Linked DNA regions of Homo sapiens: region 1 is linked to region 2. A link is an interaction called in ENCODE POLR2A ChIA-PET data of the cell type or tissue named here. Cell type or tissue: endothelial cell of umbilical vein. All regions are shown on one strand. Links, peaks and the distances in the headings refer to the core of each region. The heading gives the core; the rest is flanking DNA.

The links. Peaks named below come from ENCODE experiments on the same cell type or tissue, not always from the same donor. Only the 100,000 strongest peaks of a DNase experiment are listed, where the experiment ranks them.
Region 1: POLR2A ChIA-PET joins it to region 2 with 8 read pairs; 2 of 35 experiments call an interaction of 5 or more read pairs at or near these places.

Annotation. Positions count from the first base shown.
Region 1 is chr12:2,678,483-2,691,098 of GRCh38, forward strand. It overlaps CACNA1C (calcium voltage-gated channel subunit alpha1 C), which reads left to right. Exons shown (of 47, transcript NM_000719.7): 42 at 962-1,314; 43 at 4,068-4,196; 44 at 7,254-7,360; 45 at 7,684-7,787; 46 at 9,965-10,297; 47 at 12,418-12,616. CACNA1C-AS1 (CACNA1C antisense RNA 1) reads right to left here. Exons shown (of 4, transcript NR_045725.1): 1 at 12,587-12,616; 2 at 12,325-12,497; 3 at 11,658-11,728. Among named protein-coding and RNA genes, the nearest start is that of CACNA1C-AS1, 6.4 kb to the right of the region's middle. RefSeq lists an enhancer at 534-1,497. In endothelial cell of umbilical vein, for the core only: no CTCF peak of the experiment used is centred there; no DNase peak of the experiment used is centred there; H3K27me3 peaks cover 270 bases.
Region 2 is chr12:2,348,954-2,365,857 of GRCh38, forward strand. All of the region lies in intron 3 of CACNA1C (calcium voltage-gated channel subunit alpha1 C), which reads left to right. Among named protein-coding and RNA genes, the nearest start is that of CACNA1C-IT3, 88 kb to the left of the region's middle. RefSeq lists enhancers at 2,392-2,892, 4,249-4,845, 4,846-5,440. In endothelial cell of umbilical vein, for the core only: no CTCF peak of the experiment used is centred there; a DNase peak (open chromatin) is centred at 9,178.

The DNA of each region.
Region 1 (12,616 bases), core at 4,440-12,439, 330 kb after region 2:
ATTTGTGTTGCCTGCCTCACCACGCTGGTGTTTGGTTACAAATCCTTCTATAGCAAGGGAGAAGCTGCCAGCCATAATTGTGCAGGACCCTGCTCACACCGCTCTCTCCCGGCCGCGGGCCCAGTTCCCAGGCTGTGGAACACACAGGGGGCAAGCTGAGCCCATCCTGCCCCTGCTCCGTCTCTTCCTCATCCTTATTCTTGTCACTGGGAGACATTCGTCACTGAGTGGCCTCAGGGACATGGCATGGTGGTGACACAACCCGACAAGACACCAGAAACCAAAGCCTCAGTCACCAAGGCCCAGGGATGCTCTGATGTCAAGGGTTGGAACAACCGTGCAAATAGCTACTTGCCCACTTCCCCAGGACAAGGAAAAGAATACTGGGGAAAAACATTGGCTCCTGGTTTTAAATCTCTCTGAGTCCCCGAGGGGAAAAAGACCATCATGCAGGAAATTCTTCATTTTCAAAACCGTTTGGCCAACCAGCTTTTAGCTCTGTGAGCACACTGGGTTTCCATTTTTTAAATCTGGTTAGAATCTTCTGGTCGCTCTCCCAGCCCCCGCCCTCACGGTGTGCTGGCTGCTCTTAGGGACCACCATCCTAGACGTGCCCTGGAAACTCACTCCCAGCCTTCAGGGGCTTCACTGGAAACCTCCAGGGCAGCTCGTACCAGCGGCAGCCCCTTGCCCAATCCCATCCCCACTGGTGGGTGGGTTCTCCCAGCTGCTGCAGAGGGGAGTCCAGAGCCTTGAGACTCCGGGTCCCTCCCTCTCTGGAGCAGCCAGGCATGAAGAAGGTCCTCAGGTGCTCCTGGCTCCCAGCAGGGCTGTGCCTACCCGAAAGAAGGCAGCCCGCCTTCCCAGGCCCTGCACTTCCCTGACCTGGCTGTGGAGGCTGCTCTCTGGGAGGAGTGGGTGCTAAGGGGCTTCTCCACCCACCCCTCCTTCTTGCCTACAGAGGGCCGGTGGCCTGTTCGGCAACCACGTCAGCTACTACCAAAGCGACGGCCGGAGCGCCTTCCCCCAGACCTTCACCACTCAGCGCCCGCTGCACATCAACAAGGCGGGCAGCAGCCAGGGCGACACTGAGTCGCCATCCCACGAGAAGCTGGTGGACTCCACCTTCACCCCGAGCAGCTACTCGTCCACCGGCTCCAACGCCAACATCAACAACGCCAACAACACCGCCCTGGGTCGCCTCCCTCGCCCCGCCGGCTACCCCAGCACGGTCAGCACTGTGGAGGGCCACGGGCCCCCCTTGTCCCCTGCCATCCGGGTGCAGGAGGTGGCGTGGAAGCTCAGCTCCAACAGGTAAGTGGGAGGCTGGCCACCCCAGGCGGCACACAGGGCCCACGTGCTGCAACCCTCAGGAGACAGTGGAGGAGACGGAGGCCTCGGCCAGCCACTTGTCCCTCAAGCTTCCAGGAGGTTGCTGCCCCAGACTCCAGCAAGAGCAGGAGGCACTATGCTGTCTCCCAAGTCCTGCCCTTGATCAGACCTGGCAGGCTCAGGGCAAGTCAGCAGTGGCCTGCGGCGCTGGTTCTCCCACAGGGCCCTCTCCTCTCCCACACTTCCTGAGTGGCAGAATGTGATCATCAGATGTTTGTGTTCCGGCTTCACAACAGAAACCATCCCGTCTGCCCTTCCCCGAGTCTCTGCCCAAACCTGGCCTTTCTCCCAGCCGAGATGGGAATGGTGTTTCCATTGCTTCCCTGGAGCCCCTTTGCCAGCCTCCCGGAGAGGGCATCCCCTGTGGGAGGCGCCATCTGTAGCACTGGCCCATTCTGCCCAGCACAGGATCATTCCTGGAGGTCTTGACTGTACCTCTTACTCCTGACTCACTCTTTTCTCCTTGTCCTCTCATCCCTGTGCTCTAGGATGCACTGCTGTGACATGCTGGATGGTGGGACCTTCCCTCCCGCCCTGGGCCCCCGCAGGGCTCCTCCCTGTCTGCATCAGCAGCTCCAGGGTTCCCTGGCGGGGCTGAGAGAGGACACACCCTGCATCGTGCCTGGCCACGCTTCACTGTGCTGCTCTTCCAGAGTAGGAGAGTGGCTCCCAGCAGGCTGCACAGCCCCCCAGCATGCCAGGTTCTTGACATGCTCGCCCTCCAGCTCAGAAAATAATAGAGAAGTAGCAGCTTCCCTCTAAACCCCTGGAAAAGTGTCCATCCAAGGAGCAGGCACACCTGCCGCTGGCCTGCCTGTCCCTGCAGAGGGCCCATTTCAAGAGGGCTGCATGCAAGCCCATGGGACTCAGGCATTTAATTGTGTCAGACGACAGGCCAGTTAAAAGGACCATCTCCCTGTCTGCTTTCCTTTCTGCAAGGTTGGCTGGTTTAGCCACCCAGAAGCAGCACTGGGGGCATCCTTCAATTCATGAGGCCTGCACTGCTGCCTTCTGTGTGCACAGGGCAGTGTGCTGGGCACTGGATTTTATGTGCCGGCCTGAAGGGCTGGCTTTGCATAGGAGAGGATCTAATCTAGGCATCTAGTCTTGGGGGCCTGCACCTGTTGTGGGGGCCTCATCCTTCTCTGCAACCTCACTCCCCTTCCACGGCCTTTGAGGACCCAAGTACTGGGTCCCCATACCCCCTTCTCCCCTCTGGCCTCATGAAGCTTCTGCTTAAGGAGGGCTCCACGTCCGTCTTTAGCATCTCAGGGTGAACTAATTCCCCACCCTCTAAGGGCATTTTCATGTGAAGCTTTGTTCTCTGTGACATAAGGGGAGAGGGATGTTTAGAGGAGCTGGGGGAGGAGACCCCAGGGGATTTCCTTGTCCCCACAGATATATCTCTCCACATAGCAAAATACATGCAAAGCACCCGGCACAGTGCCCAGCACACAGTCGGTGCTCATGAAATGTCGGTTCCCTCTGCCCACTGCAGATGGTACAAACAACACACAGGGCATCAAGCTTCAGCTTGGTGAAGAGGAGGAGCATAGCCCACGTCCCAGCTCCCTTGTCCCCGTGTCACAGCTCAAGGCTAACGGCAGCTCTAGTGCCAGCATTGCTTGTGCTGAGGATGGGCCAGCACGTCCTGTGCCCGGTGGCCCCCAAAAGTGCTGCTGCCTGCCTGCTGCTGCTCTGCGTCTCCAGCTCCTCCCTCCGTGCTTCACCAAAGCCCACTCCACCTCCCTCCCCTCCCAGTCCTCCTGGAGCTCCCACCTCTCATCTTTCCTTCCACTGCGGGGCGGGTGGCAGTCTGCAGTCCTCCTCCTCGAGAGAGAGAATTGCTTCTACCCTGCCTGGGATGCTCAGAGCCAGGGCACTGATTTAGCACTCGGCTCTGAGAGGATGGACCAGGATCTTTCTCTGATGCCCTCAGGGGTCTGAGGATAAAGTGGGCCCAGCATGCAAGGTCTATAGAAAGCAAGACAAAGGGAGGCACTGAGCTGAGCTCAGACAGGAAAAGGAAGAGGCCTTGGTCCAGAGCTAAAGATGACCTGACCCTGTCCCAGCAGGGAAAGGCACGTTCCGATGTGTGAGGATCTGGAGCTCAGGAGGGATTCAGGCTCAGCAGGGACTCAGGCTCACTGCCTTCTGCTCAGGAGAGCAAACCCCTCTAGGTGAGGCTTCCTCTCTGTGCCTTTACCCCAGGGTGCCAGTGTCAGAATCAAGGGCACCATCAAAATAAGAGGCCAAGGACTTCTCAGCTATGCCAAATGCCAAAGACCCAGGTGTCATAGCTGGAGGTGAGTGGGGGGCAGCCTCTAAGTTAGGCAGGGCATATGTCATTCCAATTTCATAGGGAAACTGAGGCATGAGGTGGACCAAGTGACTTGGACCAGAGGGTAAGTGGATTGGGGTCAGGACTCCTGGATCCACAGCAGACATCCTTCTCCCAAATGGGACCCTCACCCTAATCTGAACACTTCTATGGATCCATCAGCAATCACAGGAGAACAAAGCACCAGCAACTGTATGCCTGTTCACGTGTGTGTGCTTGTGTTTGTGCACGTGTGTACACCTGCATGTGTGTGCGTGTGTGATGCTTTACTTGCTGAAGGAAGTGGAGGAAGGTTGGCAGTTTCTGATGTTTTTCTTCATCTTGGATATTGTAGGTGCCACTCCCGGGAGAGCCAGGCAGCCATGGCGGGTCAGGAGGAGACGTCTCAGGATGAGACCTATGAAGTGAAGATGAACCATGACACGGAGGCCTGCAGTGAGCCCAGCCTGCTCTCCACAGAGATGTGAGCTCTGCTGCCCTCTGCTGAGGCTGACCCAAGTGTGGGAACAAATGTGGGGAGGCAGAGGCAGGTCCCTGAGATCCCTCCTCTGGGGCTGATTGCAGGAGGAGAGGAGATCACAGAGAAAACATCTGCACCGCCTCTTTCATCTCCTCAGTGAAATGGGAGCCCCCCAACACACAACACACACAAACACACACACACCACACACACACACAGACACACACAACACACACATACACGATGCCCTTTTTAGCTTGGGGTTTCCTCGCCAGGAAAATTTCTGAACATTGTTTTATAAACATTGTAGGCTGTAAGACACAGTCATAAATATATTTTCTGGTGAGACTCAGTATGCACATACATATATAGATAATTAAACAAGTGTTTCAAGACACTGCTTATAATGAAGCTGCCCAGAAGAGGGCACTGGTGGCAAAGCCAGGCCTGAGATTTTTGTCCTTGCTGCCATTCTTAGAGTATTTTTAGCTGCAGTTCTAGATCCTTTAGAAGGTGGTGACATCCATTTGGTCACTAATGACTAGCCCTTAAAAGCAGGTGCAGCACAGCACAATATCAGAAACTATCAGAATGCGTCAAACGTCACAAAGGTAAGCGCTGTGCTGGGAAACACTTGCTTAATTGCCAACAGATGTGGCTATCTGGGGGTCTCCTTGAGAAACATCTTTATGACTCTGAGTCACATCCACAGAAGTTTGAGACACAGAGTGACATCCACAGAAGTTTGAGACACAGTGTTTCCGAAGCTTTTCTGGCTCTTTTCACCCTCAAAGCCCTGTCTCATCTGTTACTGTATACATGACTCACAACAGGCCTCTGAGACAGAGAGGGCATATGTCATTTCAATTTTGTAGAAAGGGAAATTGAGGCATGGGGTTTTCCCCAGGGGGTAATGCCTGGGTCCCATGGGCTTGCGTGCAGCCACTTGAAAATGGGCCCTCTGGAGGGACAGGCAGGCCAGCGGCAGGTGTGCCTGCTCCTTGGATGGACACTTTTCCAGGGGTTTAGAGAGAAGCTCCCACTTCTCTATTATTTTCTGAGCTGGAGGGCAGGCATGTCAAGAACCTGGGATGCTGGGGGGCTGTGCCACCTGCTGGGAGCCACTGTCCCACTCTGGAACGGCAGCACAGTGAAGCGTGGCCAGGCACGATGCAGGGTGTGTCCTCTCTCAGCCCCGCCAGGGAACCCTGGAGCTGCCGATGCAGACAGGGAGGAGCCCCACGGGGGCCCAGGGCGGGAGGGAAGCCCTCACCGACCCCTCCCAGCATGTCAGTCCATTCAGTTCCTGAAAGGACTTCAGAGTGAGGAAGGACTAGCCTTGCAGGCTTTTGAAGACAGGAAAGGTGTGGCTGGAGGTGGTGGGAGGGGACACCAGGTGCCCCACCCTGAGGAGTGTGGGGAGAATGGCAGCCAGGCCAGCACAGCATGCGGCTTCCTGGGGTCCAGTGCTTTCTGCTCGGGAACTGGATGGGAAGAGTAGCAGAAGCACCTCCTTTTCCCCAGCATAGAAAGAAGAATCGAGTGAGTAAGGAAAAGCATGGAAAGAGTCCCAACCAGCGGCACTTGACAAATCACTCAACTGCCCTGTGCCTTCGTGTCCCCATCAGCAAAATGGGACGGTGGGGGTGACAGGCCTTCTACTTTTCTGACTCAGTGAAACACGGTCAATATAAAAAAGGGAAATACCTGAAGCTCCTTATGAGATAACTGTCTCTAAATTGATTCTTAGAGAATACAAACGAATGCCTGACCACCTACCCTAGAAATCAGGAAGAGCATATATTTTAAACTATTTCGGTTATTCTAGAGTGCTTGGTGCACCAGGCACTCTGCTAGGTTGTTAAGAACCCAGTCTCCATCCTCAAGGAAATTCCACAAACTAGGAAACTAAGAGGGTCTCAGGAGAGGAAGATAACACAGAGTTTCTCACTACCCCCAGAGTGGTACAACCCCCAGGGGTACAGGCGTTCAGAGAAAGTTGAGGGCAGGGTGACCTGAACTGGTACCACGCACAAGGTGAAATGGAAGCTGGATCTGCAAGAGCCAGGGTGATTTGCATAAGAAGAAAATACAATAGGGAGGCCTTAGCTAGCTGAGAGTAAGAGCTAGTCTTGAAGGTATAAATACTGCGGTCTGCACTCTACCAGCCTTCCTGCACATCTATAAATCATCCAAGTCTCTGTGCTGTACCATGAGCAGGCATGGAGTCACCCTCAGAGGTGTGGGGTGGCACCAGGGACCAGTGAGTCAGTGGTCTCATCTGGGAATGAGGTTGGAATGCAGCTGTGCTTCTTGAACTGCAGGCTGACCCAGCAGAGATTGTGAATCAAAATTTTAATAAAAATAGAACAGACTAAAGTGGACTGGGACTCACCAGGGTGCAACGCATGCACCGAGGGTAACCAAAGGCTATGAGGTTTCATTCCATCAGGTGTGTCTGTGCATGATGAGAAGCTGTCAAATCTACTTCTCATCGAGTTTCCATCAAAGGCCTGGAAGCCATAGACTAGATGCCCCATGAGGTCCCTCACAGCCCTGCTGTTCACCTACTGAGTGACCGTAGAGTGGTTGTAGGCAGCTGCTTATGTGCTCTTGCTGATGAGGGGGTGGCAGGGCGGGAGAAATCGGGGGACGGGCATAAGTTTGGGTGAAAGTTGAGGGTCACTGGGGAAAACAGCATCAGCTCATGCAAACACGGGAGCCAAGGCCATTCCCCAAAAGAACTTCATGGGCCTAGGATTCTTTCCGCTTTCTCAACACCTTTGACCCCAGAGTGCCTTCACTGCCCCAAGTCAGAACTGCAGGCTTATGAGACAGGCTGCGGGTGAGGAGCTGGCCATTCCCACTGAGCAGGCCTGGAAGACGTCAGGGGCAGGCCAGAACTTCTTGGGGTGGCAATTCCCCAAACCTGCATGTAAGCACAAAGTGTGCGTCCCTTCACTAAGGATCAGAGCAAAGTGCTTTCCGGGGGTGCAGCTGTCCCTGTGGGTGGCCACTTCTCAGCCTCCAGGAACAAGCCCCATGAGCTCTCTGTTCCAGGCTCTCCTACCAGGATGACGAAAATCGGCAACTGACGCTCCCAGAGGAGGACAAGAGGGACATCCGGCAATCTCCGAAGAGGGGTTTCCTCCGCTCTGCCTCACTAGGTAAATGCACCGCTCGCTCTCTGGATGTGGTCGGCGGTTACTCCCTAGAGAACACTGGTCAGGGATGATTGGGAAATCGTTGTGGCCTGCCTCAAATCAGCCCCACACAGTGGGGCATTTCCAAAGCAAGGAGACAACATTCCAAAGGCAGGGTGTGCAGGGATGAGCCCTGGACACCAGAATACGTCTCAGACGAGGGGAGGGGAAAGGAGGAGCGTCTCGGGCCATAGTTACTGCTCCTGGCACCCCACCAGGGTGTAAACTGTCACAGGCCAGTGCCCTGTTTTCCTGCCCTGATGGTGGCTCTCTGGCTGGCTTTGCAGGTCGAAGGGCCTCCTTCCACCTGGAATGTCTGAAGCGACAGAAGGACCGAGGGGGAGACATCTCTCAGAAGACAGTCCTGCCCTTGCATCTGGTTCATCATCAGGTAGCTCACACTTTTGGACAGGCCACTGTCACCTGCCAGCAGGCCAGACAGTCCCCAGGGTGACGGACAAATCCTGAAGACTTCAGTGGGTCTTGCCTGTCTCAGATGGCTGGCACGTCCTGCCCCTGCCCTAAGAGCCATCCCTGTAGGGCTTCACACTCCTGTGCAGGTGAGGGCCACGGCAAGGTCTGCAGCATCGCAGGTGGGGGCCTAGGAAGTGCTGGTGCACAGGAGCTCTTTGTGTGATCCTGAGGACCCACAGCTGCAGGTTCCACCTGAGCTTTCTTCTTAGGCTGCCACAGATGCCACTGACGCCTCTGACACTGGCCTATGCCTCAGGGCACTCAGGAAGATGTACTTGTACCTAGAGTTTGAATATACCTGGAAATTTTGCCACACAAAAATCCATCCAGTGACATAAAGAAGTGATTAAAGAACCCACCAGCAACATGGTCAAGAGTAGGGAATGACATCCGTGGGAAGCAGGTCCAGGGAGATTCCATAAATGAAATGTCTCTTGGCATGGCTGACTCCAGCTGAGACAGTGAAATCCAAGATGCCAGGACCAAACATGCCTTAGTATCTTTGAACTTCAGTGTTATCTAAGGCCAGTCTATTAACCCCAGGCAAACTGAGGTCTAAACCTGGGTTTCCCAACATTCTGACCTTATTAAAGTTATACTCTTTTATAGCATGGACCTATGTTTTAAATAGACCTATGCTTTGTACCCAAAGGCATTCAACTGCCAATCAAAAGTCATAATCAGCATGAGATGGCCAGTGTGGCCTGGCTGAGTTGATAGTACTTCAGCTCCAAAAAATAAACAGGTTTTCTTAGCCTGTGTGGTGTTGTCTTCCACTGGGCTTTCTGAAATAATGAATATGGCCTTACACTTTTCTCAGATTCCCAGGGACCCAGGAGCCCCAGGCTGAGGACCACCATGGGCAGGGGCAGGAGGTGGAAGGATGTGGGGACACTGTGTGTGCTATCTTAAAAGATTTCTAGAAGTCGATTTCACCTATCTGTTCTTGTCGTACTGGTAGGCACGAAACTCTCCTCTTCATCTCTTTCTCCTCCTGTACTCTGTGACCCTAGAGGTGGTCTTTCCCCACCACAGTGTCGCTCTCTCCCGGGAGCACATCCCATCAGAGCAGCTCACCCTGCAGAGCCTCTGCCCTGGCAGGTTGTCATGGCAACAGCCAGACAGGCCTGGTCCCTACCCTCAGGATGCTCAAGAATATTCAGGGACAGAGGGCGTACCGTGTGACTTTTTTTTTTTTTTTTTTGAGACAGAGTTTTGCTCTTGTTGCCCAGGCTGGAGTGCAATGGCACGATCTCGGCTCACCACAACCTCCACCTCCCGGGTTCAAGTGATTCTCCTGCCTCAGCCTCCCAAGTAGCTGGGATTACAGGCATGCACCACCATGCCTGGCTAATTTTGCATTTGTAGTAGAGACTGGGTTACTCCGTGTTGGTCAGGCTGGTCTTGAACTCCCGACCTCAGGTGATCTGCCCGCCTTGGCCTCCCAAAGTCCTGGGATTACAGGCATGAGCCACTGCTCCCAGCCCTGAATCTTTTAATCACAATACAGCACCGGATTTAACAATGGCTCAAAGACAACCTGAGCTAGAGACTGGCAGGGCATTATGAATGGCCCCATTAACTGTGAGAACTAAAACCACAAATACTGGTTTTCCCAACTCTTTGTGAGGTGCACAGCGCTTCTTCACAGACCTCATTGCGCTTGAGCCTCACACCAGCCCCACAGGGCAGATGGATAGACAGCATTCGTTTTCTGGCTTTACAGACATGCAGGCCTCACCCTGCTCTCCATTCTATTGAGGACAAAACCAAGAGCGAGAGAATGCACAGCTGACAGGTGACCAGGCCAGGGCTAAAAGCAGGTTACCACGACTTCACCCAATCCCAGCTTTCAGAAGTTACAGGAGAAAGAGATCACTTCAGACCCAGATGATCCTAAGATGTATTTTGAGATAGTTGAAAGTCATGCCAGGTTGAGATAGGACCGACAGGGGAAAATAATGGCATGGGAATACCAGGCAGGTGGAGCTAGCTGGACACAGCAGCTGCAAAGCAGTGCTTGCTCAGAAGCAGGGGCCTGCCTTGTTTGGGGTCGGCCACTCCTATTAACTCACACTCCTTGTGTGTCCGCAGGCATTGGCAGTGGCAGGCCTGAGCCCCCTCCTCCAGAGAAGCCATTCCCCTGCCTCATTCCCTAGGCCTTTTGCCACCCCACCAGCCACACCTGGCAGCCGAGGCTGGCCCCCACAGCCCGTCCCCACCCTGCGGCTTGAGGGGGTCGAGTCCAGTGAGAAACTCAACAGCAGCTTCCCATCCATCCACTGCGGCTCCTGGGCTGAGACCACCCCCGGTGGCGGGGGCAGCAGCGCCGCCCGGAGAGTCCGGCCCGTCTCCCTCATGGTGCCCAGCCAGGCTGGGGCCCCAGGGAGGCAGTTCCACGGCAGTGCCAGCAGCCTGGTGGAAGCGGTAGGTGACTCGCAGATGGGCAGGGGGGAGAGGCCACGGGCAACAAGGGGACTTGGCATGCGGGGCTGAGAAGGGAGCACCTGGCTCTTGCCAAATTCATTGCAGTCAATATCTGAGCCCGAAAGACCCTCCCTCTCAGGGCTGCAGGAGGGCTCGTGTGCGGAAAGCCATGACTGCACAAGATGCTATGGGCTCTCTTGAGGCTGGGCCCACTGCAGAGGGCGGCAGAAACCACTGAGCAACTTATCCCTTATACTGCAGCTGCTCGACATGCAAATGTGAGCCTGGCTGCCTTTATACACAGACAGGCAAGATCCAAGGTGCTCAGGCCTGACTGCCCGTGAGCATCACCTGGGGAGCTTTGGAAACCCGGGACAGATTAACTGATGATTGTTAAAGCTCTTCGATGATTTTAACGTGTAGCAAGGTTGAGAGCCACTAGCCTAGAACAAGCGAGCTTTCAGTCCCACTGTGCTCTGCCTGGTCAGAGCATCTAGTGCAATCCCGGCACCACATTATTAGGGACCTTTGACACACTGGAACAAACCCAACAGAGGATGACCAGGATGGCAAGGTTCCTAGAAACCATTTCCTAGGAGAACCGTTTCAGGGAATTCGGGAAGAAAACCTGGAGAGGAGGTGACTTTGGAGGGTGCGATACACCTCTCACACCTGCAACGGGTGGGATGGGGAAAGGGTGGCAGGCTCAGCCCACCAGCGGACAGATTTCAGCTCACATGGGGAAGACCTTCCCAAATGAGCTCTTCCAAGATGAGAGGGGCTTGCCTGAAAGGTAGTGAGCCCCCCATCATCAGACATAGCCAAGCAGAGACTGTGCTCATCCGGGCGTCAGGCTGTGGTGCAGGAGGTGGGGCGTTAAACCAGGTGGCTTCCAAGGTTTACCTCTCAAAGTCTGGTATTCCTGTGGCCTCGATCATCCTGCATTCATTTCACAGACCTTCCCTGAGCGCCTACCATGTGCAGGCCCTGTTCTAGGTACAGGGACACAGCTGAGAAACAGAGCTTCTGCTCTCATGAGCTCACATCATGGTGAGGAGAGACAGATAATAAACACATACATATATAACACATCAGGAAGGTCAGGAGTGCCAAAGAAAAACTAAGCAGGGCAAGGAGAGAATGAGTGGCGTGGGCAAGGAGCAAGACAAACAGATGCCTGAAAGGAGCGAGTGCCAGGCTGCACTCAGCTTCCCCCGACCCGCTGGCTCAGGAGCCGATTTTCCCATAGCCAGGCACTAAGCAGCCGGTAGGGAGGACAGAGAAGCTTAAGGGTCACCTGCTGGCCCTTCCCAGCAGAAGCAAGGCAGGGGCATGCGCCGTGTTTGCACAGATACCTCACCCCTGGAAAGGCAGCAGCAGGCAATGGGCAGTGGGCCTGTCTCAGCAGTTTCACCAGGGAGAATGGTTTCTCTGAAAGAATAGTATAAAGGTTCAGTGGGTGTCAGAAAGGAGAGAGGCAGGCTGGGATCTGCTGATACAGCATCAGGGCAACCCCCCGGCCCCTCTGAGAGCCAAACCTTCTCTGGTTTTTGTTTTGGTTGTTTTTTGAGACAGGGTCTCGCTCTGTCACCCAGGCTGGAGTGTAGTGGTACAATCACAGCTCAGTGCAGCCTGGCGCTGCTGGGGTCAAATGATCCTCCCACCTCAGTCTCTGGCCTTGCTAAGATCACAGGTGTGCATCACCACACCCAGCTAATTATTCTTAAATTTTTTGTAGAGACGAAGTTTCCCTGTGTTGCCTGGGCCTGGTCTCGAACTCCTGGGCTCAAGCAGTCCTTCTGCCTGGGCTTCCCAAAGTGCTGGGTGACAGGTGTGAGCCACCGTGCTGGGCCATAAGCAAGTCTTCATATATTTGATGACAGTGTTTGACCACCCCAGCCAAAACTTCTCTGGCCTGCACATCCCTAATTCTGGCAGATGCTCCATCTCCACTTGTTCCCCATGGGTGCCCCTCCCAACACACACACGTACACGTGCACACACGCACACTTCCCCAAGTGACCTACCAGATACCCCCTCGCTCTAGCCCTCAAGGGAAGAGCTGGGCTCCAGGAGTAATGTTCCTTTGGTTCTTCATGGCTCCCACCCCGCTCCTTCAGGTCTTGATTTCAGAAGGACTGGGGCAGTTTGCTCAAGATCCCAAGTTCATCGAGGTCACCACCCAGGAGCTGGCCGACGCCTGCGACATGACCATAGAGGAGATGGAGAGCGCGGCCGACAACATCCTCAGCGGGGGCGCCCCACAGAGCCCCAATGGCGCCCTCTTACCCTTTGTGAACTGCAGGGACGCGGGGCAGG
Region 2 (16,904 bases), core at 4,728-12,727:
TATGATACTTTGGAGTTCAGTTAGCCCAGAATGGTGAAGAAAATGGCTGTCACCCAAAACACACTGAATTGAAGGACGGTGGTGCCAGAAAAGACTGTGGGTTATCTTATCCAGCCCCTTCATCTATAACATGGGGAAACTGAGGCCTAATAGAGGATGGTGACCTGCTCTACTGATGGCATTCAGCACTACACCAAGGTCACGGGAGGGGTCTGCTCTAATAGCATGTTCCCATGGACTGGAAAACGTCAGAAGGGTAGAATACAATACAAACACCGTTAGGACTGAGATGTGGCCAGCATGAAGTCCCATGGTCCTGTGTGAGTGGAACCTTGGTGTGGAAAGTGGCCCCTGGCAGCGTTGGGACATAGAGCAGTTTGGGTGGGGTTCTAACTGGGTATGGAATTTCAACAGACTCGCAGGGAGATTCTCTAGTACTGTCTCAATTGGAATCATCGTTTTTTTTAAAGTTAAGAAGAAAAATGGAAGGGCTCAGGTGAAATAAACATTTTACAAGCAGATGCTTGCCTCTGCCAGCCTGGGGGCATTTTGAGTAGGGGCGCAGCATGCAAAGCAGAGAAGAGCTCCCACGTCTGCCCCCTGCCCTCCTCCCCTCTGGAATTTTAGCCCCTGCTTGGCATTGCCATGGGTGTGAAAGGTGGTGTCTGGACTCAGGAGGAAGGTACTGCAGAGGGTAGGAAGAGCTCTGCAGTGGTCCCACGGATCTGGCTTTAAACCAGGAGCTCTTGCGAGTCTGGAGCTACGTGAGTTCTCTGAGCCTCTGTTTCTTCATCTGCAGAATGGGGATAGGATGGTTGTATGGGAGGAACGCACCTTGCACAGTGTCTGGCACACAGCACCCTCCGAAAGGGGCTCTCCATGTACTAGGTGCTCAGGAAAGATTGCAATCTGACTAGGAGTTTTGAAATTTGTGATTTACTTAGTCTTGGGGAGGAAAGAAGAGTCGTTTTCCATGGATCAGTATGTGTAGATGTGGTTGCAGAGACAGTCAGAGAAAGAAATGGAGCCAGGACAAAGGGGTGGCCCCAGCATTCACGAAAGGTTTCAGAATTCCTTTTTGGGTTTTTGGCTATGACACCCCTCTTAGGAGTCATGTTTGTTCACTGTCTAGTGAGAAGGTGATCTTCTAGTAACCTCCTTTTGGGGGGCCTATAAGGAATTCCTTCTTGCTGTTCGTGCCTTCTCTCACAACACTAGTGTGAGACCAGAGACCCCACCTCACCTCCATCAGGTGAAGATCCAAAGCAGAGAGGAGTCCCTGACTGGACCTTCCCCAGGGGTGGGTTGTGATGAGATGAGTGATTATCAACACTGAGTGAGGGGTGGTCATGGGCCAGATGCTGCTGAAGCCTTTACTTCCTAGCAGCCTTGTTAGGTAGGAGACTGTGACTCTCCCATTTTACAGATGAGGAAGTTGAGGTAGTAAACAGTCATATAACTTGCCCAAGCACACACAAATAGTGATGTTGCTTTGATTTCAGCCAGACAGTCTGGCTCCAGAATCTGTCTCTTTCATCTCTAAGCCTTTTAAGTAGCAGAAAGAGAAAGATCAAGGGGGCAATGGGGCCTGAATGTGTCCACAATGATGGCAAACAGAAGAGGAAGTGTGCTGGGCTGCGGGGCCATTGATGCCCATGAACTGAAGAGCCCGAATGCCTGGATGATGAATGGCTGGTCACCCCCTCATATGGGCAGCAGAGGCTGTCTTCAGGCTCGGCGGCTCAGCTGCCATTGGCCTGAATGGAGTCCTCTTTTTTCCAAGCCCTTTCCCCTGGACAATTGCTGAGCTCTGCCCCCTTTCGCAGGCACCTCCCCATGTCGCAGGACACCAGAGTCTTCAGGTTGGAAGGACCCTGGAGGTCACCCTGTTTATTCTTCCACCTGACTCAGGAGTCCTTTGTAGCCTTCTTGGCAGGACCTGTCGAATCAAGCAAGGATGATGGAGAAGCCCTTGGATGTCCATCTAGTTGATAGAAAGTTCTTGTTCATAAACTCAAGCCGAAGGCTGCCCTGGAGCAGCTCCAGCCACTGGCCCTAGCCAGGCCCTCTGGTCTGTTCCCTCGGGCCCCTTCTGAAGGCAATTTCTGAGTGAACTGTTTCAGATACTCTAATGGAAGTTTCTTGGCCTTGGCCCTATTGACATTTGGGGATGGATAATTCTTTCTTGTCTGGGGCTGGCCTGTGCATGGTAGGATGTTTAGCAGTATCCCTGGCCTCTACCCACTGGGTACCAGTAGCAGTCACGCCGTACCCCCAGCTGTGATGACCAAAAATGTCTCCAGATACTGCCAAATGTCCCCTGGGGCGAAGGTGGCCGAAATCGCCTGGGTTGATCTGCTGTTCTAATTCTGCCTTGCCCAGTGCTCAGAGAGCAGCCCCCACCCCAGCCTCCGATGGCCATTGGCTGAAGCAAAACCATCTCCCTTCACCTGGCCTCTGCTGAAGCGGCCTGGAATAAACAAGGCAGCGGTCCCCAAGGCCACTTCCTGGCCCTGGAGGTGGTCTGGTTTCCTCAGTTGCCCTGTCAGCAATGGGTGGCATAGGGCCTGCCCCACCCTTCTGTCCTTCCTCTCCTCAAGGGTGGCTGATGCAGGAGTTGAGGGACCTTAGGGTCCAGGGCGTGGCTGGCAGTGGAGGGATGGGTTATTTCTAAGGTCTTTCCCACTTGTCCTTCCCCAGGGTGTGTCTGCAGTGATCTTCTCATTTGGTTGGTGTCTGCCATGCTGCAGAAGGGAAAACAGCATTGCACGCCTGTGTCCTGGCTTAGGGTCATGAGAGCGTGTTTCCTCCCATGTGGGTTCTGCAGGTGCTTCCTTGGGCTGCCCCTTTCCCTACCCCTACCCCTAAATACATGCCCACCACCTCTTCTGCACACCGTGGGTCTGGAAATTACCCAACAAGGAGACGGGAGCAAGGAAGAGACATCCCCAGGCTCTGGAAAGTCCTGAGGACAAAGCCAGGATTCCGGTCTTGTCAGGTTTTCTGTCTGCCCAGTGCAGAAGACCTTAGTAACCTGCCCTGTTATCTGTGTCCTGACTCAGAAATGTGTTGGTTGAAACGTCAGGCTTTCACCCAAAATGCAGCACAATCACCCTGTCCCTAGAGCCACAAAAATTCCCTTTCTCTGTTTCCAGTTTGTTCTGTAGCAGCTTGGTGTGAAGACAGACAGTCTAGAGCATCATCAGGTGAGATGCTCACCTAATGTCCCAGACCTGCACTGTGGGCCTTGGCAGAGGCACCGACTTGAAGACATTACTTTCTTCTCCCACTCTCCTGCTCATTTGACGAGGTCTCCTAGGCTGCCTAAGGTTGTCAGAAGGTCTGTATGGTGAGACCTCAATTGACAGGCCCTCTGAAAATACAGTTACCCTGTAATTAAATTCTTATGCTAAAAAAAGTCTTCATCAATCATACAAAATAAGCTGCCTGCATTTGATGTGTGTGGGTTGCAGGAAGATTTGGGGAAACGTGGTCGGGTTTGAAGACCTTCACAAGACATGCCAGGTGAATTCTGTGTCGCTGCTGTCATCCCGCCTTTTCCAGTAATGGCCTCCTTTCTTTATCTTGGTGGGGAGATGCTGGTTACCCCCAAGGATGCTGAAATTAGCACTGCATTATTTGTTGGGGGAAATAGACTCTGTGGACCGTTGAGTGTCTGGCAAAGAAAAATGAGTTCAGGACTAACCCTGACATACCTCTTGGTGGGGAGATGCTGGTTACCCCCAAGGATGCTGAATTAGCACTGCATTACTTGTTGGGGGAAATAGACTCTGTGGACCGTTGAGTGTCTGGCAAAGAAAAATGAGTTCAGGACTAACCCTGACCTACCTCTTTGTTGTGATATAGGATCTGAAAAGGCCCCTTTGACCTCCAGTGTTGCCAATCTGTAAGACTGGATAATGATGTCACACTGACTTTCTCAGAGCAGTGGCGAGGACCAAATCAGACTCTGCAAGACAAATGCAGTTTCAACTTATGAAGCATACACACAAGGGACTGATGGATTGTTATTGTGGAAGAAAAGGGGGGATTGTTATTTTAAGGAATCTTGTCCTTAAAGTAATCTTGGTTGAGCGCTCCACGTGCAAGGCAGTGTTCTGGGTGCTGGGGCGAGGTCACCTGTGGAATTGGCACCGAAGCAGGTCAGGTGGGAGGGAGTTTAGAGGAAGGCCACGTCACTCTGGTTGGGATGCTGGGGGCTGTTGTCCTGGAGAAAGTGGCCTCAGGCTGAGTCTGGCAGGTGGGTAGAATTTCCACAGGGAGAGATGCTGGCCTATGCAGAAGTTCTCACCCACCCTGCAAGTCTCCAAGGCCTGACTCACACAGCAGAGTGAGCCCCCCCTGGTGCTGGGAAATTCTGAAGCCCATGGGGACAACCTTGTCCCCCTGGCCGTGCTCTTATCCTCCCTACCTGTCCCATGCCAGGAGCGCTTCTATGCTGCTGCCTTGGAAGACTGTCCTAACAGGCGGCGCTGCCGCGCTCAGCACCTGGGCTGGGAAGAAGAGCACTTAGTTTGCCTCTTGGAGCCCTGGGGCTCCCTGCAGCAGGAGGTGGAGAGGGAGACGTGGAGGGTCTGCTTCCATCAAGTCAAGGTCCGAAGGGCCCCATGGAGGAGACGGGTCAGCAGCCTCTGCCCTTGGATTTGCCAAGTGCCCCCCATTGTGTTGGGGCTCAGGGAGAATACTCCAGTTTGGAGGGCTTCCTGGAGGAAGTGGAGCATGACCCGTGCCTCAATCTAGAGGAGATTTGAAGGGGAGGCTGTCTGGGGGTGGGAGAGACAGTGCAGGCCCAGGGCTGAGATGGCCAGAGCCTGTTTGTGGGATTCTGATGAGATGGCTTGGCTGAGGCAGAGCTGTGTGGGGAGAGGCAGGGGAAGGAGATCAGGGCGGCTGGGAGCACACCTTCTGGTCCCGAATGCTGGGCTGTGGTGCTGCACTGTCCTGCCATCAGCAGTGGGCCTTCTGTGTGTGGCAGGATGAGACGCTAGTCATGTTTGGGTGTGATTAATCTGGCCACTGTGTTCACACAGGTTAGAGGAAGGAGAATCTGGAGACAAATGCCTGCCCAGCGACCACTGCAGGGTCCCGGGAGCTGGGTGAAAGTGGCAGAGCTGGGAGGTTGCTCTGAAATGCTGATGGGGATGGAGTGGGGGCTGTCGGGAAGGACTGGATGGAGTCTGTTTTTCCAGAACCCCTTAACCCAGTGGAAGCCCCGCCTTTCATGTGGGCCCCGCACAGTTAGGCTGCCCGAGTCCCTCTGTCCTCGCACCCTCACCTGGCTCTCTTGCCTAAGCCTGTCACAGAAGCCCTGCAGAGCAGGAAACACAGAGCAGAAAGCCACGCACACAGCTTGTGTTTCCTCTGGCGCCTCTAGGTCGCTCTGCAGCCACCTGCTTGGAGTGGTGATAAGCCAAATCTTTCTTTAGAGGAGCGAAAACACAGCTAGCCAGGGCTGCAGCTATGACTGCAGCCTGTAGGGAAACGCCGGGAGGAACAGGAGACTGTTGAGAAGGGGACGGAGAACCTCACCAGCAGCTGAATTGAATTCCATCTTTGAGACCCAAGAGAGGGAAAATGCCTTTCCGCATGCATGCTCTCCTAGCTATGCTTGTAAGAAGTGCGTGCTTCTGGTTGGGAGAGCCCAGGAACGGAGTCCATCCTTTCTCCTGGCCTCCAGGGAGAGCCCAGACACTCCTGACCACAGACTGGCTTGTAATTTGGCTTTTCTGAGCATGGCAAGAGAATCCTGCATGTCACTTGGGCCTGACACCTGCTTTTGCCTTCTCCAGACACGGCAAGACTGGCCTTGACTTCTGGTTCCATTCTCGTTTCCCTGGGCTGCTCTCCACCTTCCAGGCTTAGCTGGAGTAACCATTTCAGAGCTGGTCGTTTCCCCGCAGCTTTAGATTCCATTTTGGTGAGGAAATTTACATTACCCAGGTGTGCACTTGGGCAGGCTGAGCGACCTGAGTGAAATGAAGCCAAATCCTGGAGGTGCAGGTGTGAGGATGGGTCTGGGTGTGGGGTGGGGTGGAGGGCTGAAGAAGGAGGCGTAACATTGTGTAAGGTTGGATATTAAACCTACTGCAGCAAAACCAACTCTGCCCGCTTCCCCGGGTATTTATCATGCTTACCTTCTACCGCACACACCGTCAGTGTGAACTATTGCATAGAAAAGGGTTTTCCAACATTGCCAGGTCAGAGCTGATTAAGCTTTCACTTAAGACCAAGAGTGGATTAAACTTTGGGATCTGCCCTCCTCCGGAGGGGGAGAAGCTGGCTGATGTTCACTGACATGTGGCTGCATGGCCACATCAGTTGTTAAATATTGAGAAACTTCAGCTGTCCTGTGTCCCTGAGTGCCCATCCCCCATCCAGGACCTCCCACCCCCCCACATTTCCTCAGTGGAAGGCTGCTCCCTGGACTCATTTCGGTTGGTGGGTGCCACCGTGGTTCAGTATTTTCAGAAGTTCACTGTAGCCTGCAGGTTATGCCAAGTCCCTTGACACTGGGTCCTCATATTTCCTGCTGCTGTATTTTTTCCTTATGAGATAGAAATGAGACTTGTCAAAACCCTACTGACTCTGTTAGGCCCAGCCCAAATGTCACTTTGTCTACTAAGACTGCCCTGGTCACCTGTTTCTTGGCCCACCTGACACTTGGTTTATACCTCTTTTATGGAAAATTATATTTAACTTCCTATTACAGCTATGGCTTGCAATGGGGGCGATTTTACCACCTGGGGACATTTGGCAGTGTGTGGAGACAGATTTGGTTTTCACAACTGAAAGGGGAGCTACTGGCATCTAGCGGGTAGAGGCCGGGGATGCTGCTGAAGAGCCTACAGTAGATGGGACAGCCCCACCCCAGAGAATGATCCAGCCCAATAAGTCAGCAGTGCTGAGCTGAGAGATCTACAAGCCTCCGTGTCTGTTCAGCTCCTTCCTGGGAGCTCCCAGAGGGCAGGACACAGCTGCTTGCATCTTGCCCCAACCCTCTCCTCCAGGCCCGCAACCCCCAGGAACCAGGGTGAGACATTGCATTTAGTTGGACACTCAATAAATGGGGCTGAATTGAATTCATTTAGTTAAATGGAATCAAATCGAATTGAACCTAAGCTGCCCTGCAGATCGTTAGGCAAATGCACCAATTACCTGGTGCAGTAGCTTAGTCTTTCCTTTGCTTCACAATCAAGAAGTGGCCTCCGTGACCTAGACTGGGGACTTAGGGATGAGAGTGAAAATTGAAAATGCTTGCAAGCTGTGGCCTTGAGTGGTTTCAGACACTTCTCATTTATTGTGCATCTTAATGACACAAGTAACTCTCTGACCTTCTTGTCTCAAAAGTGATGGGGCCAAAAACAGCCACTGCCCCAACTGTCTGTTGAGGAAGGTTGGAAAAGTGCAGGACTGTCCAGAGTCTATACTGAGAGGCAGTGTGGTATGGAGCTGAGCTCCTCAGTGTTCTCACATTGGAACCCACAGAGAAGATGCTCCCATCTGAACTGTATGCCCAGGAAAGGGGGCAGGCAGGCGGCTGGCTCAGGCGCTGCCCTTGGCCCCAAGGCTGTGGGAGCAGAGCCTGTCACACCAGCAGTGCATTAGGGGCACACTGTTTGTGTGAGCACTCTGGTGAGGCAGAAAAAACATGACCTGAAGAGGCAGATGACCTCTGTGTGGCCAGCCCCTTCACCAGCGCTAGCTGTCTGACCCTGACCTGTGGGCTTGCCCTCCTCTGTAAAGGGGAATAGAAATTCTTCCCTGCGTCCAGGCAGGGGCTGGACTTGGTCAGCTTACGTGCCTCTCCCCAAATATACTAAGTGCTCTATATGCATTGCTCCCCTCCCCTCCACCTGCATTCCCATTCCACAGATGAGGCCGCTGGGGCACAGAGAGATTGTGTTGCTTGCCCAGGGTCACACAGCTAGTATGCAATAATGACCGGTTTCAAACTCAGAGTCCATGCCTTGGCCGTTCTAGAGTGCTGCAGCATCCTTTCTGTCCACTTCTCAAAAATGCAGCCTCTGCCCATCCTTCCATCCTCCATGGGGTCTTGAAACTCAAGCCTGCTTTGCCTGGGTGTTTTTAAGCTATGCTTGCAATATGCGCAGTCATCTCTGGGCTTTTTATGTGTCACTCATTGATGAGAACCAAAACTGGACAAGATTAGAAGTGAGGCTTTCCTTCTTTCCAAGATTGGATTTTCTGTTCCACCCAGAACAACCTGCTGTTCCCCAGCTGCACGCCCTGGTTTCAAGTAGGTCTAAAATTACAAGAGAATCACCTTGCTCCAAGGAAGCTGGCATCTCTGTTTCCTGATGAAAGTAGGTACTAGAGAGTGGAGCTACCCAGAAACCAGGGGGTGGCATGTTGGCCATGTGGAGGCAAACAGAGCTGTGTTTTCTTTTCTTGGCCTTCTTAAAGATGTATCTAATTTGGGGCATGTTTTGTTTGGTTCATCTTGTATCTGGAGAGGTTCTTCTTTTCTCCCTAAGTGACATCCCTCTTGAGCCCACAATTCCCTCTTCTCAAGGTGAGTAATCCTCTCTCTAGCTGTTCATAATTGCTAATTAGTGAACAAAGAGGCTAACCAACAAAATTAGCTATTGGGCCAGGGTTTAGGATTGAACCAAAGGGTGGAGAAGGGCTTTAGTCTGCTTGTTTTTTATTTGTTTGGGTTTTTTTTCCTTAAAAAAAAAAAAAAAAAAGGAATCGGCCAGGCACAGTGGTTCACACCTGTAATCCCAGCACTTTGGGAGGCTGAGGCGGGTGGATCATCTCAGGTCAGCAGTTCGAGACCAGCCTGGCCAACATGCGGAAACCCCGTCTCTACTAAAAATACAAAAATTAGCCAGGCATGGTGGAGGGTGCCTGTAATCCCAGCTACTCAGGAGCCTGAGGCAGGAGAATAGCTTGAACCCAGGAGGTGGAGGTTACAGTGAGCTGAGATCATGCCATTGCTCTCCAGCTGGGCAACAAGAGTGAAACTCAGTCTCAAAAAAAAAAAAAAAAAAAAATCGCAACAAAACATACAGCCCTTCCCCACTGGTAATTTATCATAATCGTATCTAAAGTGTTCTTACCCAACATGTTCACCATTTGAGGAAAAGTTACTGATGATTCCTTATCTCATCAGCTATGGAGGCCTCAGAGGGGTTTTCCAAAGGAAATGCCTGACCTCAGCATAGGATGGAAGAAGGAGGTGCCGTTCTCCGGGAGGGTGTGTCCACCCCAGCCCATCTGCCACCAGGCTGGCCTAAAAGAAGCGGCGTCCTCCTGTGTGTGTGTGTGTGTGTGTGTGTGTGTGTGTGTGTGTGTGTGTGTGTGTGTGTGTCTCTTTGTCATCTTCAGCATATCCAGTGCAGAAAGAGATAGAGGCATTCATATTCAGCAAATGTTTCTTGGCATGTAATTACATCATCTCTTTAAAATCTCATTACAACCCTTTCCATTTATTGGACCAAGAGATTGAGGCTAAGATTTACAGACTTCCTCTGGGCCACACCTAGTAAGTGGCAGTAACAGGAATTAACTATACTCTCTAAAGTCAGTGGCCGTAGTGTTAGGAATTTACGACTAATAAATGCCAATTCTGTTGGGAAGACAAAAATTATCATATAAGAAAGGACTTGAAAGAAAGGAGAAGTGCTAAATGACGAGTTTCTAAGTGCACTAGGCTTTCTGGAAACTGCACAATCCAGGTTAACCGCAAGCGGTGGGCAGTTTGTGGGTGAGAGAACAGTGCGCACGCCCACATGGCTGTTCTGTGAGATCACCTCTTGGGAAATATTTAGAAACTGGTGCCCACTTTCCCAAGTTTCCAGCAAAGCCTACAGTCACTGTCCTCACTGGAGGTGCAGTCAGTGTTCTTCTGGGCCCCCGAGACTGGGAAGGCAGATTCTTACTCCATTTCTGTGCCTCTTCCACTGCCCTCTCTTCCCTCTGCTGCCTTCTCCCTTTCCTTCTGCTCTTTGTAGAAAATAGGTCTGCAGCAGCCACTGAACTTTGTCTCTCTTTGTTCTGCTCTTGGTCTTACTTCCCTTCTTTCTCCTTCCACCTCTCCTGGCTGATTTTTCATATCATCCCCATGAGAAAGCTTTTTGCCTTCCTTAAAAATCTTCTCAAAAGTGAATTTCTGCTTATGGTTTAAACAGATACCATTGTCAGCAGGGGTCAGTGATGACCCACCCATCTCCTACACTCCTTCCCTTTGCTCTCTGGTTCCCACATTCGATTCTGTTTCCTCCCACTTGCTCGGTCCTTCGGGTAGTCTCAGCTTGCCCTGATCTCTACCACGTGAATGGAGGGAAAGCTAAGCCGTCCTTCCTGGCTTTCCAGTGAGCCAGTGGGTGGACCTTCAGCCCATAGACTCACCTTCCTGCCTATGTGAGCATCCAGAAAACTTTTGGGGTGTGTTACCAAGGAGACAATGGAGTATTTATTGTACTACCTTCCTTAGACTTTCTTATGCAACCTGCCCTCTTTCCCGGATTGCTGTGATGCTGCAGGGAGGTTTCTTAAATTAATCTTGTCAAAATAGCCTTCGAATCCTTTTGGAGCAGGATTTTTTTTTTTTTTTTTAAATCTCACAAGACACAAACTGTTCAAGGGAAGAATTAGGAACAAAGACAACTTGGGGACTGGAGAGAACTTGGAGAGCATTTAGAGAAAAGCGGGGAAATGATTGATGGGTTGGAAAATAGGAGCATGGATGAATGGTGAGGGGAATGGAGATGATTTAACTGGGACAGAGAGGCTGACAGGTGACCTAGTAATAGGCTTCCAGTTTGTGGAGGGTTAGGACATGGAGACTGGCTTCCCACTACCAGGGAAGAAAAGACACTTAAAGTGGGAGGTAGGGGAGCCTGAGGCTACAGGAAGAACTCCTTATCACAGGGTCTGTTAATTATAGCAAGGCAGGATGGATCACAAGCTCTTCCACCAAGCAGTCTTCCCAGACGAGAGCAGCACTGGGACGGTGGTAGGGATTTCTGTAAGTCATCCAGTGCACAGCTTCCCGATCGCTTGTCCTCAGATAGTAGCGAGATGGCTGCCTCAGCATCTCCAGGGACACGTAGTAAAAAATACAATTTCGTGGGCCCTATCCAGACCTCCTGGTTTAGAGTTTCTGGGAGGAAAGTCCAGGTGTCTGTATTCTTAAAACACACACAAACACACCCCACCCCCCCCCACCCCCCCACCCCACACACACACACACACACCCCACCCCACCAGGACAAATGCAGAACTAACTCATTGAGAACCAAGAGGCTGGTGATGTGAGGAAAGAGGAAATGCCTCCCCCGGATTCCTCAGGTTGCTGCCTGCAGCATCCCGCTAGATCTTCCACTGCCCGGGAGCTGCTCAGGAGCCCAGGCCACACCTGCCCTGGTGGCTCCGTCCAGCATCCCTGCTGGGTCACTTGGAATGGACGCTGGGGCATCAAAGCTGCCCTACAGCTCTGAAGAACCCCTGCGTCTCTCCCTAATGACAAGGGTGCTGGGAAAAATGCTCATTCCATGTTTTTATCTGGACTTCACCAGCAGTCACTGAAGTCTTAGGTCACAGTTCTGTGGAGTTTTCCAACGGGTCCCTCAGACACCACCGCTGCCCCACAGGGGCTAGAATGGAATGAGCTTGGGAGTCAAGAGATGTATCTGCCTTGAGCTTGAGCAGGTCATTTTACCTCTCCCCGTTGCAGTTTCTTTCTCTGGAAAAGGAGACACCCGGACTGGACAGTCTCTGAGGTCCATCCAGCTCTACCTTTCTGTCTCTACTGGCTGTTTGAAGAATTGCAATGCTCGAAGAGTATAAAGTAGATTCAGTGTAATATTTCGTAGTGAAGTATTTTAAATTCAATGTTTTTTTTTTCTTTGCATAACTTATCCTAGGGAAGTTGGGAAGGATGAGGAAAAATATACGAATCCACTCGTCTCCAGCTAGCTCAGCTTGTGTGTAGGCCTGCCGTTCACCACACACGACCATGCGCAAGCTCTCTGGTCCCTTGGTGGCAGCATACCAAACTACAGATTCTGTTCTTTGGCCTCAGAACAGTCTTGTGTATGTTTTAAATGTGTAGCTTGGAATCAACGAGTATTTTTCATGGGGAGACTAGGAAGGTTGGGGGGCTGGGATCATTATTTCACACACTTATTTGCTTGTTTCTTGCTGAATTCCAGATTGCGGTGGTACTTTAAAAAAAAAAAAAGCTCCAATATCAATTTTAATTTTGCTTCTAACCTTTTGGACCAGCCACACCCTGACACTTAAAAAATAATAATGAAATGTTAGTATAAGAAAAATTGCTAGCTGACTATCCCAGCCTTCCTCCTTAGTAACTAAACCTGATTTGGGGCACATTGCTACCTAGACTGTAATAGACTTTCCAGTGTCCTGCATGGCCAGGTGAGCTCTGGACGATGATAGAGATAAACTAAATTACTGTAGGCTATAATTTAAGGAAGCCTCCTTTAAAAAAGTAAGGAAAGGATCCTTTTTTCCTTTCTCCCTTCCTCCCTTCATTTCTCCTTCCCTCCCTTCTGCCTCCCTCCCTCCTTCCCAGGGTGCAGTTGTAATGGCTGGAGTTCTAGCAGCCACTTTGGACCATAAGATGGAAGCCAAGCATTGAGGATGGCAAAGCAGAAAGCTGAAAGCCTGGGACAGGATGACCATGGGGCTGCCATCCCATCCCAGGACTGTCTCCCTTCAGACATCTTTTATGTGAGAGAAAAATAAAGCCACTATTATCTTTTGTTTTATTTATGCAGCTGCACCAAATTCTAATGAATCCATATAAGTTCCAGGTGAGCTGGCTTAGATGGTGAGAACCAAGGTCAAAGGCAAAGGGTAGCCCTGATAAGCAAATGCCACTGCTGAGTTGCTCAGAGCAGTAGACTTTTGCTATAACATAGCACAGGAAAGGAGAGATTTTGGAGACAGATGGAGTGTGACGTCGAGCTCTGCCTGAGACCGACTGTGATCTTGATCAACTGATTGTCTTGAGTCTGGATTTCCTAATTTGTAAATTAGAGTAATAATCTCCACCCCGCAGGCCATTCATTGGCATTAGACATCGTATGTATTAGGTGTCTTGTTTAGTACCTAGCACACAGCTGGTGCTTAAAAATAGTGGCTCTGTGTGTACATAGGCACATGGTATGTCCCCCTGGCCACAGACACTGTGCTATGCGCTGGGGACATACAGAGGCATACGGTGTAGCCCCAGCTCTGAGGGGGCGTGAAGGCCACTGGGACATCTCCAGTGTTGTAGCATGGGGCCCAGGTATGCAGCCTGTGTGTGCCTTCATGCTGTGATGCAGGCTTGGGAATGCATCCCAAGCCTGTGTACAGTGCCAGAGATTGAAGGATCCCATCTTAGACTGGCACTTCTTGGCCTTCACTCACGTGGGCCTGTGGCTCGGGATACTTCCCTTCTCCTTTACTCCTTCTGAATCCTACATGTTTTTGTGGCACGCGGAAGTCCTTCCTCCCCCATAGACCCACCCAACCTAGTCTAGCTAATCCTCAACATTGCACTGAGCTTATTTCAAGACCACACAGTTCAAGACAACACTTGTTCTCCTGCTGGGGTGCATGTGTGTCCTCTCCAGCTGGACCATAATCCTCCTGAAAGCAGAGCCCCGTTCTGATCGTTCCTTTAGTGTGGAAGGCACAGTAGGCACTCAGTGTTTTGATGGAGAAAGCTGAGTTTTACAGTTAAGAATATTTTTTTCTGCGAGGGCTCAGATCAGGCCTACAGCCCTCTCTCTCCTGTGGCTGCAGACTGTAATGAGGGAGAATGGAAAGAGAGCAGGGAGGGATGGCTCAGCCCCAGGTGCACACATGGCCCAGCCCAGATTCTAGGCCCAGCGGGCATCAGGACAGCTGTGCCAGGCAGACACAGGAGAGCCTTCCTCTGACCCAGGTGTGAACTGGATGATAAAAGATGGTTTCTCACCCTAAGGAAATCTCTACATAAAAGAAGTTCCCTCATCAAAATCCTCCCAGTGGCCGTAACAGGCTGTTAGTCACATGCAATAATGGCCTGGGGTGAGTAGGTATCAGGCAGCTGGGCTGAACTGCCTCCTTCCATCAGGAGTGAGCTCTTGCACTCCCACATGGTCACAGTATGGCCCTCCAGAGGAACACTCCCCTCACCCAAGAGCCAGTCCTGCATCCTCTTGTCCCAGTTGTGCCCTTTCCCTGGCTGACCATAGCATTGTCTGCTCTTGGAGGTTCCCCGTAAGGAGACAAGCTACCTTGGATGGCTTCCTGATCAGGGGCCTGCTTCTCCCTGGAAACCCACCTTGTCTCATCTCATAATATACTGAGGAGGATCTTGGAAACCACTAAAATGATCATTCTTCCCCTCTCCATATCATTTCTATATTCCTGCTTTTGGAAACTCCACATCATTTTGACCTGGCTCAACCAATTAGGTAGTCCACTCCAAATAAGTTACCAACCCGTACTCACAAAACCACTTTCAGCTGTCGGAGGAGAGGTGGCTATCTGGCGCTGTTTGCAGATGTCTTTCTCTTCTGTTCTTGTTGAATCCTTCCCCAGTTTGCTGGGGTTCCCAGTGGGGGAGTGCTTCCACAGTGCCCACCCCACCCCAGCCTCTGCCTCTCCCCACCCTTCCTGCTTCCTGTTTTCTAGAGCTTTTTTCTTTCTTTCCCCTGAAGGTGATCTCTGTATAAGAATAGCCACAATATGTGTGTGGGAGGTTTAGCAACATAACCTGGAAGATCTCTTACAGCCTCTGGAGTCTTGATTTCCTTGAGTGTCTTGGACTGGATAATGGTGTGTATTAAGGTTTGGGGTAGGGGGACGGTAAAGAATACCTCTGCTTCTTCTTGGACCTGTCAGTGAAGCACAGTTTGGAAGGGAGAAGGCTGGGGATGTTCAAATAGTAGGCAGACCCCCTGAACAACAGTAGCAGGTGTGGTCCAAACTTACTGGCCGGCCTGCAGGCCAGGAGGCCAGTGCCATCATCCCCTCGTGCCTGGTGACGATCAGCCCTTAGAGCTTTGAGTGCCAGTTTAGCAGAGAGGGTGGACTGATCCCTGGTCTTCTCCAAGGACAGCCTAACTCATCAGTCAGCATCCCAGCCCCAGACCAGCCCCAAGGTCCACTGCATCTGATGTGAGTCTTCAGACCTAAACGAGAGGTGAGGCCGGAGTGAAGGCCCACACTCTCCTTTTAGTTCTCTTTTTTTTCTCCATTATTGGCATGATTTTGACAGTCTCTAGGTGAATGCCTATAAGGACAAAGGAAATAAATTTAAAATGTGAATGCAATAGGGAAAATGCAATTTTTACAGGCGTCTCTGAGAGTTGGTTTTCACTTTAAGACCTGGCAGTGGCAGTAAAAGTGCACACCTTGTTTGAAAGGTGCAGTGCCAGTGGGAGAGGCTGGGAGTGGACCAGACATCTATGAAATCCACACTGTTGTAGAAACCTGTAAACCCGGTGTGGCGGCCCAGTGCAGAGACTTAGGATACAAAGAGAGAGGAACTTAAGTTATGTTGTGGAAATGTGACTTCTTAATACCGTTCAGAAAATAGGTACAGAGGCAACAGTCCCAATCTTCTGCTAGAAATTTCACTCGGCTAAAAGCAGAACGTTTAAATACACTCTTGCCATGGGCTGCTGAGAGGTCCAGCTCTCAAGAAGTGGGAGCAGCTCTAGGGATGGCCACGCTGGGCTCACTTCCGAGAAAGAGGAAGAGTTAGTTGGGGTGAGGAAATCATGGAGGAGAAAGACCAGTCATTTCGGGGCTCCTCGTCCTGAAAGCAGAGACTGCCGTACAGAACTCAGCCCACGGAGGTCAGCCACAGACACCTCAGGAAGCACAAAGAAGAGAACGATCTTGTGATTCCAGGAGAGTCTCTGAAAAGAAGGTAGTTCAAGAAGAGTAGAACAAGCAGGGGCTTGCAGAGAATGAGAATACCACATGGGCCTCTGCGGTGAATTTAAGGCAAGAAGGAGAATGAGGAAGCAACAGCCCCTGCCTGTGAGTGGCCTACAGGCTAGAAACAGAACAGCAGACGCTGCCACAAAGGAATTGACCCAATGCATTTACAAAGCATTCCAGTCTTTCTTGTCCAGCTTTATCCCAAGTAGTGGAAGAACCTCCTGATACTTTCTTAAAGCTTCTGACAGTGATCTCTGTGAAATTATGGAGCGTGTGTAGGGGCCAGAGAAGCGAAACATTTTGATTTTCTACAGCTAGGAGGCTGTAGGAGAGTAAGCTCGATGTTAATTCCTGGAAGACTCTTAGGGTATATTCTTTAAACAATAGTGTGTGTGCTTTCAAAAGAAATCGGTAATTTTAGGAACATGGCAAATTAACTGAACTTTCTTTTATTGTAGGTCTACTAGGTTTAGATCAAAAGAATACCGAAGATAGTGTTGATTTTATTAAGGCACTGAGGGGCATCTATCATGATTTCTTTTGAAAAATATGGAGAAATATGTTAATAATTGTTAGGCCAACACTGGCCCAAAAATGCAGATTAACAGATTGATGTCAGTTTGGAGGGAGGACTTCAGTTCATTGTCATGGGGCTCAGGCCTAGTCAGCATGTCTACCACTGGCCTTCATGAAATTGCAAAATAGAAACTTAACGAATTTGTTGAAGACACAAAGTTGGGAGAGATGACTAATGCCATATAAATAATGCATAGAAAACAATATTTTTAAAATCCATGCTGGTTTTTAATTTAACATGACAGGAGACCAAATATGCTTGATATACTTCCTAAGAACATATAAATAAAGTACCATAAATATGCCAACAAGTTTGAAACTTCCAATCACATTGTAAATCAAGGGGCGCTAAAGAGCAAGTGGAATTCCTACCAGTGGGAATGGGTGAATTG